2 separate regions of the Homo sapiens genome follow, and region 2 is linked to region 1. The links are chromatin contacts, found by Hi-C or POLR2A ChIA-PET in ENCODE. All regions are on one chromosome and are shown on one strand. Each heading gives the region's core, a stretch centred on a gene start or an enhancer-like site at or near the end of the contact. The rest is flanking DNA. Distances are from core to core; before and after follow the strand shown.

What was found. Hi-C counts contacts between places; a loop is a spot of excess contacts on that map. ChIA-PET counts read pairs that join two places held with the same protein, here RNA polymerase II (POLR2A). Pooled maps may share reads with other maps.
Region 2: a map with no recorded cell type shows a loop between it and region 1 (2.4-fold over the local background). The contact joins two enhancer-like sites. A Hi-C loop is called at or near these places in 1 of 168 maps with a recorded cell type or tissue (PC-3), 2 of 37 single-sample maps with no recorded cell type and 2 of 50 pooled maps. POLR2A ChIA-PET finds 5 or more read pairs at or near these places in 4 of 52 experiments (IMR-90, MCF 10A, activated CD8-positive, alpha-beta memory T cell and 1 more).

What each region holds. Positions count from the first base shown.
Region 1 is chr15:65,660,578-65,666,404 of GRCh38, reverse strand. It overlaps DENND4A (DENN domain containing 4A), which reads left to right. Exons shown (of 33, transcript NM_001320835.1): 30 at 943-1,060; 31 at 1,683-1,845; 32 at 2,011-2,075; 33 at 4,418-5,827. The coding sequence ends at 4,554. It also overlaps a transcript of SLC24A1 not described here. Among named protein-coding and RNA genes, the nearest start is that of SNORD13E, 33 kb to the left of the region's middle. Within about 2 kb of position 2,689, at least 2 of the 41 ENCODE cell types and tissues checked have a DNase peak (open chromatin) inside an H3K27ac peak, as active enhancers do.
Region 2 is chr15:65,834,468-65,840,294 of GRCh38, reverse strand. The region is part of intron 1 of LOC105370866 (a long non-coding RNA gene); the gene reads right to left. Among named protein-coding and RNA genes, the nearest start is that of TRQ-CTG1-4, 32 kb to the left of the region's middle. RefSeq lists an enhancer at 5,756-5,827. Within about 2 kb of position 2,199, at least 2 of the 41 ENCODE cell types and tissues checked have a DNase peak (open chromatin) inside an H3K27ac peak, as active enhancers do.

The DNA of each region.
Region 1 (5,827 bases), core at 1,440-3,939:
ACGCTGTGTATGCCACCTGCTTGTTAATCATTGAGTAGCCATCTCTGTTATCAGACCCACTGTGATGGTATCACAGTGCTTGTGTTCATGTAACTCCTGTTTTACTTAATGGCACAAAGCAGTGATGCTGGCATATTGTTTTAATTGTTCTATTTTATTATTAGTTATTGTTAATTTCTTTTTGTGCCTCATTTATAAATTAAATATCACAAGTATGTATGTATAGGAAAATACAGTATATATAGGGTTCGGTACTATCTGCAGTTATAGGTATCCATTGGAGGTCTTGGAATATAGCTGCTGAGGATAAAGGGGGACTATTGAAATTCATATTGCAATCATGTGCTACCACTCTCGTCATTCCTTTACCCTGGATTTTTGTTTAACATTTAGGCCATTTGTTTGTTATATGTTCATTTGTATTTTCGGTATGTTGTTTTATAAAAGTGTCTTTACTTTTTCATATACTGCCACTGCCACTAAATGGTGGTCTCTAAGTTCAGGAACCTTGCCTTCTCTCTTCTTGTGCTGCATGCCTATGATTGTGCATGTGCTTCGGATTTTCAGTACATCATACATGAGTGACAAAGATGTGAACTCAGCGTTATCTGGGCCAGGGTGTTGGATGATATAGGATGGGACTCCTGGATTTATCTTTCTGTGACTTTCAATCATGAGCAAGAGGAGCAAGATGAGTTCTTCTTGGTACCCTTTCTCACGGATCTCAAGTACTTTGTTATATCTGATCTTTAGAGATCATTAGCTTTTCCACACAGCCCATCTTCCTGTAGTAGATATCAAATGTAGATAAATCAGTCTTTTTCTGTTCTCTTTTCTGTCTCGCACATATACATCCTAAAAAATATTTATAAGAATTTTATAAAATACTTATGAAAAATTATCATGTAAGGATCATTAATGAATGTTTATTGTATAACACAGATTCCCCGCCACTGTATGTCTGAAGATAGCAAATATGTTTTAATACAAATGTTATGGGACAATATGAAGTTACATCAGGATCCGGGACAGCCCTTGTACATTCTCTGGAATGCACACAGTAAGTGCCATCATAGAATGCTGACTTTGTTCATATGAGAGTAATCTCTACTAGCTTTAAATAGCATAAACCAATGTATAACTGACTTTTATTTTACTGTACTACTTTTTGTCTTACAGGTCAAAGTCGTACTCTTTTGTTTGAGAGTGAGTGTTTGATTTTTTTAGTGCTACCTTCTATGGAGGTCTAAGGGTTTTTTTTTGTTTTTTGTTTTTTGTTTTGGTTTGGTTTTTTGAGGGGTGCTGTGTATGTGCTGGAGGGGTTGGTTGTGTTTTGCAGAATTCAGCTTTCAGCACATTGCTCATCCCAATTTCTTCTTTTTACTTATTTTTTATTTGTTTCCATCCCAGGCTGCTGATTTAGAATTTTCATCAGAGGCTGTATTAAGGGAAACAATATTCTTAGTTATTGTCTATTTAAGACCACAGAAAGCTTTAGACCTTTTTTTGTCATTATTTGTCTTATTTTTTGCTTTCTTCATTCTTGGATTCCTATTTCTTTATCTATTGCCCTTAATTTATTTTTAGTGCTTTGTAACTTAATATCTGTCAGTTGCTGCTTAATTTCTTTCTCCTTTCTACACAGAACATTTTCCTTCATCTGTTCTTTTGTTCGTTTACAGCCCAAAAATATCCAATGGTCCATTTATTGCAAAAAAGTGATAACTCATTTAACCAGGAACTGTTGAAAAGTATGGTAAAAAGCATTAAAATGAATGATGTCTATGGACCAATGAGTCAGATTTTAGAGACACTGAATAAGTGTCCACATTTTAAAAGACAGAGGTAAGTCCTTCTCTTAGACGAATATATTGTTCTCCTAGGCAGATTCATATTGTTTGCTTAGTAATTTGTTAGAATATCTCATGCTTATGATAGCATTAAATTTTTTATAGGGAACATATGGACTATATGGATACTAATATTTTCTCCATGACTTTTTCTCCCTAGGAGTTTATACAGAGAAATACTATTTCTCTCACTTGTGGCACTGGGAAGAGAAAACATTGATATAGGTAATTTAGCTTTATATCTAATATGTAATATTTATATATCATGGAATAGTTTTCAAAGTATTTTTATATTAGTAGTTATACTTTATTAGTAATATTAAATCTGTAATTATATAAAGGTAGATTAGTTGTTGCTAAGGACCAAGAGGTGGGGTGAATAGGGAGTGACTGCTAACTGGTATAAGGTTTCTTTTTGGTGAGATGAAAATGTTCTGGAATTAGGCAGTGGTGATAGTTGTACAATCTTGTGAATATACCAAAAAAACACTAAATTGTACACTTTAAGTTAGTGAATTGTATGGTATATGGATTATATTTCAATTTTTAAAAGTTAATCTGACAAGAAAAGGACTAGTCAGGAAAAATTATTTAATTGAAAGGAGCCGGGTGCGGTAGCTCATGTCTGTAATCCCAGCACTTTGGGAGGCCAAGGTGGGTGGATCGCTTGAGGCCAGGAGTTTGAGACCAGCCTGGGCAACATGGTGAAACCCCATTTCTACCAAAAAAAAAAAAAAGTTAGCCAGATGTGGTGGCACATGGCTGTAGTCCCAGCTACTTGGGAGGCTGAGGTGAAAGTATCATGTGAGCCTGGGCAGTCGAGGCTGCAGTGAGCCATGACGGTGCAGCTGCATGCCAGCTTGGGCTGTAGAGCAAGACCTTATCTGATAAAAAAAGAATCAACAGAAGGTGATTCTTTTCTAGAAGCTACTGTAATTACATCAGGGTAATGCTACCAGGGGCAGAGCTGGAAAAATCAATGGTACAGAATAGGGAGTCTAGAAATAAACATAAATATCTATGGGAATATAATATATAATAAAATCAGCCAGGTGCAGTGGTTCACGCCTGTAATCCCAACACTGTAGGAGGCCAAGGCGGGCAGATCATCTGAGGTCAGGAGTTCGAGGCAAGCCTGGCCAATATGGTGAAACCCCATCTCTACTAAAAATACAAAATTAGCCAGGCGTGGTGGCGCATGCCTGTAGTCCCAGCTACTCAGGCGCCTGAGGCAGGAGAATCACTTGAACCCAGGAGGCGGAGGCAGCAGTGAGCCGAGATTGTGCCACTGCACTCCAGCCTGCGCAACAAGAGTGAAACTCCGTCTAACCAAAAAAAAAAATAAAAAAAAAAAAATATATATATATATATATATATACACACACACACATATATATAAAAAATAAAATGTTAGGAAAGGTAGACTATTAAATGGCATTGGGATAGTCATTCTAGCCACTTGAGAAAGATGCCAGAACTTAACCAAAATCATGAATAGTGTTATTTGAGCTAGGCCTTTTAACTATGGTGAAACAGAGGATACCAAAAAGGATTATTCAGATCCTTGTTACCATCCCTTTATTCCCTACCTAATACAAGCCCAGACTGTAGTCAGATATTACTCTAGCCCTCTGCCAAAGGTGGGATTTCCTTGAATGTCTAAAAAATTCCGGACCTCCAAGCTAGAGAAGCTCACTTGCTCATGCACTTGACTCAACTCCAACAAGCCTTCATGGGTACCACTGTGGTACTGTTTCAGAGAGGAAAGATGTTCTTAGGTCCGTCACCTCCCCAAAGCAGAAAAATAGGATCTTAGTGACATTGTTATAATTCATACCCCATTTGGCTCTCTGAGGGGCAAATTTTTATCCAGTATGTGTTTAAAATAAGCAATAAGTTAGCATGATTTCTAGACTGAGAGAAACTTTTAGCAGAAGCTTGTAAACCTCTGTTGTCCCTTTTTGTCACATGTGGACTATCTTCTGGGGAAAAGGCACACAGACCTTGGTATAACGTCCTTAAAAATAAAAGTAACAGTCTGTTAGCTCCATCTGTTGCCATGTGGAAAAGGGAAAAAAAAATCATTACATGGTGATTTCAGATATTTGGATTATTTTCCCAGAGGTAGCCCATAATATAGGAAGTTAGGACACACAAACCAAAAAAAATTTCTGTTGAAGCAAAATTTAAATTTAAAAAATGAAACCATAAAAGGACTAGTGTAAAGAAAATATGGGCAAAAAAACTTTTTGTCAATCCTGGTGGGAAAAGGCTATTATTTATTTTTACTGTTTTTATTGAGTATGCAAAGCAAAGTACCAAAAAAGTGTGTGTGGTATTTGGTGGTTTTTAACATCTGTACCTGGTAAAATTAAAAATTGGCATTTTCAAACCTTTAAGTTTCACTGGTCTGTGCAATCCAGCTGTGGTCCTTTGGATAAAGAAATGTCCTAGCAATTCCTTCTTGGCCTCTAATGTTGTGTTTCTGTAGTATTATAGAAACTTGATAGTTTTCAACATCAGACCTAAATTTCTTTATTCTTTTATTTCTTTATCAATTTCTGCAGATGCTTTTGATAAAGAGTACAAGATGGCATACGATCGTCTCACACCTAGTCAAGTCAAGAGTACACACAACTGTGATAGACCACCAAGTACAGGGGTGATGGAATGTCGAAAAACCTTTGGAGAACCTTATCTTTAAGATGTATTTGTATGTGTAAACATTCAATGTATATTGTATAGTCAGTGTATAAAATAACACTTTTAGACTCTAAATATTTTTTCTTCAATTTTTGAAAATACAATTTGTAAATGGTTCAAAAGACTCAGACAGCTTATGTACAGAATGTTTGAAGAAGAGAATAGTGACAAGTGGGGAGAAAGCCACTTTGTTTCTCATTTCTTTTTTCTTCTTCTTTAACTCCCCTGTAATAGGAAATAAAGTATTTTTGTGATGAGGAAATCCCTAAACAAAATTAGTTGCCATAAAATATGACAACTGCTTTATGGTTTCTTTTGGAAGAGACAGATTGAAAAATCATGAATGGAATCTAAACAGAAATGTCAGATGAACGTATTTCCTGTTTTCATAGACTATTCAAATGTTTTGACCATGAAGTTGTATTATACATATTTTAAATTGTTTATAGTAAGTTGATATTTTTTTAATTTTTAAATTTAATATAGCAAACTTAAAATGAATTTAAACTTAAGCAAGCAAGCGTGTATTTTCCTTGTCTGCTGCTATTTGAAGTAATTAGTACAGCTGCAGATCTCTCTGTGTATATCTATCTATATATATATTTTTTATTACTTGGGAGAATGAATTTTAAAATGTCAGTGCTAGTGTCAAGTGTTGTCCTAGGATTGCATGTTAGTACCCCTAAGCCTGAGTGTGGGGAGTGAGTTATGCAAGGGTAGCGTGCACTGCCCAGACTGACTCATGGAGCCTTGTGCAAGGAGAGCCAGAGAGGTTCACTATACCATGACTCCAAAATTGTCTCTATTGCTAATAGATACGTATAGTATACAGGGAAAACAGCTTATAAATCCAAATATCAATTTAAATTTTAATATTCTACATGAAAACTTACATTGGGAAATATGCAGACAAGTGATTATATTCCAAATTTTACCCTTATTTTAATATCTAAAATATTGGGTATGATGCAAATTATACTATAGAATATTTATCTGAAATATGACTTACTGGGGTATTCTGTTAATACTATATATAAATATTCAGAATTTTTTTCAAAAGTAGAAAAATTCCCCTCTAAAAGTACAGCCAGATAGATTTTCATCCATATTGAGGAACTTAGCTTTTTCAACAAGCTTCAGAATCTGAAGTCTGTAGAATCTAAAATACAGAAATATCCAGAAATCAGACAATAAATTGAAAGTTTAGACATCATGAGTATTAAATAGCTTTAAAAATATATTTTTAGTCATATTATTTCTAATGTAACTTTCTT
Region 2 (5,827 bases), core at 950-3,449, 170 kb before region 1:
GAACTTGTCCACTTCTAGAAATTACCCTGAGGAGAAAATTGCACAAAAGCAGAACACAGGATGTTTTTCACGTGTAGTTTACAATATTAAACAATGCAAACAACCGAAATGGCCAACAACAGGAGAAAGGTTGCATAAATCATGGTTTGTAAATATTACAAATAGCTGTTGATCATTAACAATCGTGGTGTTAGTCTACGGTTATTGACTTGGAAATCTACCCATTGCATATTCTCAGTAAATGTAGCAATTACAGAATAATATATAAATTATCATCTCACATATGTGAAACTATATTCATATACCTCTAGGTATATATACTGCATAAAGATGTCTAAAGGATATTCACCAAAATTGGTATGGATGCTATGGGCGGTGGGATTTTGGCGGTGACTTTTATTTCCTTCTTATGTTGGGTAAAATCACTGGTCATGAGAAACCCATTTTTCTGTATGTGTCTAAAAATGCATAAGCCTTTAAAATGACTTGGTCAGCCTCCCAAGATCCCATATGTCTGTGTGCTTCGTTCCTGTCATTCTCTTAAAGATAAGCTTTAAGGAGGGGAACATGACTGGTAGCTATCAGGAAAGCCATGCCCTGACTGGCTTCCTGCTCAAAGTGACCAACATGGGCTAGTTACGTAGATCCAGGATTGTGTCATCTCTAGGGCAGGATTGAAAGCCACTTTTAGGACCAGAATTGAAGAGTTACTGAATATAGGCCCTTCTCTGTTTATATATGTATGTACGTTTGTTTGTTTGTTTGTTTGTTTGTTAATCTGCCAACCCCATTCCCAGAACACCTGGTTTGGGATGATGGCATTCCTTCCTTTTTTTTTTTTTTGAGATGAAATCTTGCTCTGTGGTCCAGGCTGGAGTGCAGTGGCGCAATCTCAGCTCACTGCAACCTCTGCCTCCCGGTTCAAGCAGTTCTCCTGTCTCAGCCTCCCAAGTAGTTGGGATTACAGGCACGCACCACCACATCCGGCTAATTTTTGTATTTTTAGTGGAGATGGGGTTTCACCATATTGGTCGGACTAGTCTCGAACTCCCAACCTCAGGTGATCCACCTGCGTTGGCCTCCCAAAGTGCTGGGATTACAGGTGTGAGCCACCGCATCCGATCATGTATGTATGTACTTATTTATATAAAATTTGTCCAGCTGGGTGCGGTGGCTCATGCCTGTAATCCCAGCACTTTGGGAGCCTGAGGTGGGCAGATCATGAGGTCAGGAGTTCGAGACCAGCCTGACCAACATGGTGAAACCCCATCTCTACTAAAAATACAAGGCCAAGCATGTGGCTCACCTCTGTAATCCTAGCACTTTGGGAGGCTGAGGCGGGAGGATCACCTGAGGTTGAGAGTTCGAGACCACCCTGACCAACGTGGAGTAACCCTGTCTCTACTAAAAATACAGAATTAGCTAGGCCTGGTGGCGCATGCCTGTAATCCCAGCTACTAGGGAGGCTAAGGCAGGAGAATCGCTTGAAACTGGGAGGCGGAGGTTGCAGTGAGCCGAAGTTGCACCACTGCACTCCAGCCTGGGCAACAAGAGCAAAACTCTGTCTCAAAAACAAAAAACAAAAACAAAAATTACCCAGGCTTGGTGGTGCGTGCCTGTAATCCCAGCTACTCAGGAGGCTGAGACAGGAGAATTGCTTGAACCCAGGAGGCGGAGGTTGCAGTGAGCCGAGATCGTGGCACTGCACTCCAGCCTAGGCCACAGAGCGAGACTCCATCTCAAAAAAAAAAAAAAAAAAATTTGCAAAGCTTCCATAATGTCTATGAAAGAGCAAGTATGAAAATTTCCCAGCTGGGTGCGGTGGCTCACGCCTGTAATCCCAACACTTTGGGAGACTGAGGCAGGCTGATCACAAGGTCAGGAGTTCAAAACCAGCCTGGCCAACACAGTGAAACCCCGTCTCTACTAAAAATACAAAAAAATTAGCTGGGCGTGGTGGCATGTGCCTGTAGTCCCAGCTACTTGGGAGGCTGAGGCAGGAGAATCGCTTAAACCCGGGAGGTGGAGGTTGCAGTGAGCTGAGATCGCACCACTGCACTCCAGCTTGGGCAACAGAGTGAGACTTAGTCTCAAAAAAAAAAAAAAAAAAAGAGGAAAAAAAAGAAAATTTCCCCAAATTAGAAGGCTACAGTGACTAATTTCTGGGACTTTCTGGGGCTGCTCTGTGAATTGGGCAGCTGCACTGGGTGGCTGGCTGGCTGCTGAGAGTTCTTGCAGTACTGGCCCTGTTTGCAGCAGTGAGACCAAGTGAACCATGGAGGAGCCTCCTAATTCTTTCATTTATTGTTTGCCTTTTTTTTTTTTTGTAAAGCATCAATTGCTTTTGTAAAAACAAAGCTATTTTTTAAAGGACAGAATGGTCAACAGTGTCTGAGTATGATAAGGACTGAGTTGGGTCCAGTGGACTGAGCAACAGGGAAGTAGTGAGTGACCTAGTCAAGAATAGTATCTGTGTGGTGGTGGTGGTGGGGGTGGCTTTAAGAGAGTGAGGGAAGTGAGGAAGTGGAGAGAGAGAGAGTGAGTTTGGACAATTATTTCTGGAAGTCTGGCCGAGAAAAGAAGGCATGAGGTACAGCAAGGGGTGCCTAAAGGGAGGAAGGGGGAGGCAGAAAGAGGTACTAATTTTGTTTGTTTGCTTTGTTTGTATTTGTTTTTACTATTGAAAAGGAGCTAGTAGATAAGTGAATGATTCAGCAGAGAGAGAGACTGCTCCCTAAAAAGGAATCTCTAGAAAGCTGGAAGAGGATAAGAACCAAAGCACCACAGAAGTTAGCCTTCAACAGAATGACAAGCCTTGTAACTGGACGAGAGGAGGAAAGGCCACATACAGATCAAATGGAGGGCTCTCTTTCCAATGAGAACAGACACTGAAATAAAGAGGGCCCTTAGCCGGGTGTGGTGGCTCACACCAGTAATCCCAGCACTTTGGGAGGCCAAGGCAGGAAGATCACTTGAGCCTAGGAGTTTTGAGACCAGCCTGGGCAACATAGGGAGACCTTATCTCTACAAAATAAATAAATAAATAAATAAGGCCCTGCAGGGGCCGGTGCTATTATTTTTAAAAGGAGGGTATAGCTTTTACCACATAGTATTGAACTAGGTGCTCACCCTGTTTGCCCTGAAATGGAAAAGCTGTCTGGGATAGAAACGTTCATTATCTTGACTGCAGTGGTTTCACCAGCATATGCTCATGTTAAAACTCATCAAATTGTACCCTTTAAGTAGGACAATTTATTGTATAACAATTATACCTCAATAAAGCTGGTTGTTATTGCGGGGAGGACTGTTTTGTTTTATTTTGGTTTTTTTCTTACTCTTTGTTTTTGTTGTTGTTTTTAAGCTGGCATGCCTCAGTCAACAGGGGGCATTGTTGTGCATGCCAAGATGGGAAAGTGGTTTTCCCACCTGAATTTCAATTCTACGGCCCTTCTGGCCAGGTGCAGTGGCTCACACCTGTAATCCCAGTACTTTGGGAGGCCGAGGCAGGCGAAATCACCTGAAGTTAACTCAAAATACAAAATTAACCAGATGTAGTGGTGCATGCCTATAGTCCCAGCTACTCTGGAGGCTGAGGCAGGAGAATTGCTGGAACCCCAGTGGCAGAGTTTGCAGTGAATCGAGATCGTGCCATTGCACTCCAGCCTGGGCGACAAGAGCAAAACTCAGTCTCAAAAAAAAAAAATAAATTAAATAAAATAAAATAAATTCTATGGTCCTTCTATTTTTCCTGGGCTTTTCTCAGATGACAGAGCTCTTATTTATAGGCACTAAAAGAAGGTAATTAAATAATTATAGGATGAAAGTATAAGCAAATGGATGTGCAGATGTCTGCTGAAATACTCTTGATGCCTGAGTAGCAAGCACTTTATAAACTCAGCCAGACAAAGGAGGAGATTGCAGGACAAAATCATTTATTCACAGCCATGTGGAAGCCATACATGAGATTCTCTGGTGGTAAAGACTGCAGTTGCTGTCTTCCAGAGAGAAGGTTTTGTTATGCAATTTTTTTTTTTTTCTGAGATGGAGTCTTACTCTGTCGCCCAGGCTGGAGTGCAGCGGCATGACCTTGGCTCACTGCAACCTCCACCTCCCGAGTTCCAGTTATTCTCCTGCCTGAGCCTCCCGAGTAGCTGAGATTACAGGTGTGTGCCACCATGCCTGGCTAATTTTTGTATTTTTAGTAGAGACAGGGTTTTACCATGCTCCCCAGGCTGGTCTCAAACTCCTGGCCTGAAGTGATTCTCCCACCTTGGCTTCCCAAAGTGCTGGGATTACAGGCGTAAACCACTGTGCCTGGCCTGTGTTCTCATCTGGAAAATCCAACTGATAGCCTTTGCCTTACCAGTGTTAAATCACGTTTAGCATAAAGCTGCCTCCTTACATATCTTAAGTTCAGCCTAAAGGTTTCTCTGTACATCATGAACTATAACCTAAATGGAGCTGTATACAGGCTGTAGTCTACTTTTGTGTCAATCATTGAGTTTTGGCCAGTCAAGGATGGCCAACTGTTCAAACGTGTTCAAATAAGGCAAACACCGAACTGTAACCCATCCAGCTGTTTCTCCTCCTCACTTCTTTTTTCTGTTTGTCATTTTCCTTTTTCTGGCCATAAATCTTCCACCATGTGGCTGCGCTGGAGTCTCTGAGCATACTCTGGCTCAGGAGGCTGCCCGATTCACAAATTGTTCTTTGCTCAATTAAACTCTTTTAAATTTAATTTGGCTACAGTTTTTCTTTTAACATCTGTTTCTCAGAATAAAAGTGAAAGATTCCAATGAAAACATTGAAAAAGTAAAAAGAGCTATGAATGTGACATCTTAATGCAACTGCAACAATTTGGCAACACAATTGGTAATCCAGGGTTGCCGGGTTTGTGAAAAGGTACACATCTCCTGGGCCTCTGCCTCTTCCAGATACTTACGGCCAGTTTTGTTGATAGAGTACACTTGTCAATGACTCTTTCCTCCCATCCAAGCTTCCATCCACCATACCTATCATAACAATACCATAAGGTAAACATTATTAAGCCCCAGTTACAGTTGTATGAAAAGTAGTACAGAGAGCTTAAGTGTCTTCTTTACAAGCTAATAACAAATATATATAGAAGAGCTGGGATCTGACCCCAGAACTCCAACACTAATCTCTGGTCTCCTATGTTTCTCTGTTATCTTTTAAAACACCAGTGTCTTGGCCGGGTGAGGTTGCTCACACCTATAATCCCAGCACTTTGGGAGGCCGAGGCGGGCACATTGCCTGAGCCCAGGAGTTCGAGACCAGCTTGAGCAACATGGTGAAACCCCATCTGTACTAAAAATACAAAAATTAGCCGGACATGGTGGCATTCACCTGTAGTCTTAGCTACTCAGCAGGCTGAAGTGGGAGGATAGCTTGAGCCCAGGAGATGACGGAGGTTGCAGTGAGCCATGATCGCACCACTGTACTCTATCCTGGGCAACACAGAGAGATCTTATTTCAAAAAAAAACAAACAATGAAACATTAGTGTCTCTAATACAGTAGTCACCAGCCACAAATGACTATTTGCATTTAAATTAATTAAAATTAAACTGGGCCGGGTGTGGTGGCTCATGCCTATAATCCTAGCACTTTGGGAGGCTGAAGTGAGTGGATCACTTGAAGTCAGGAGTTCAAGACCAGCCTGGCCAATATGGTGAAACCCCATCTCTACTGAAAATGCAAAAATTAGCCAGGTATGGTGGCATGCACATGTCATTCCAGCTATTAGGGAGGCTGAGGCACGAGAATTGCTTGAACCTGGGAAGCAAAGGTTGCAATGAGTCGAGGTCA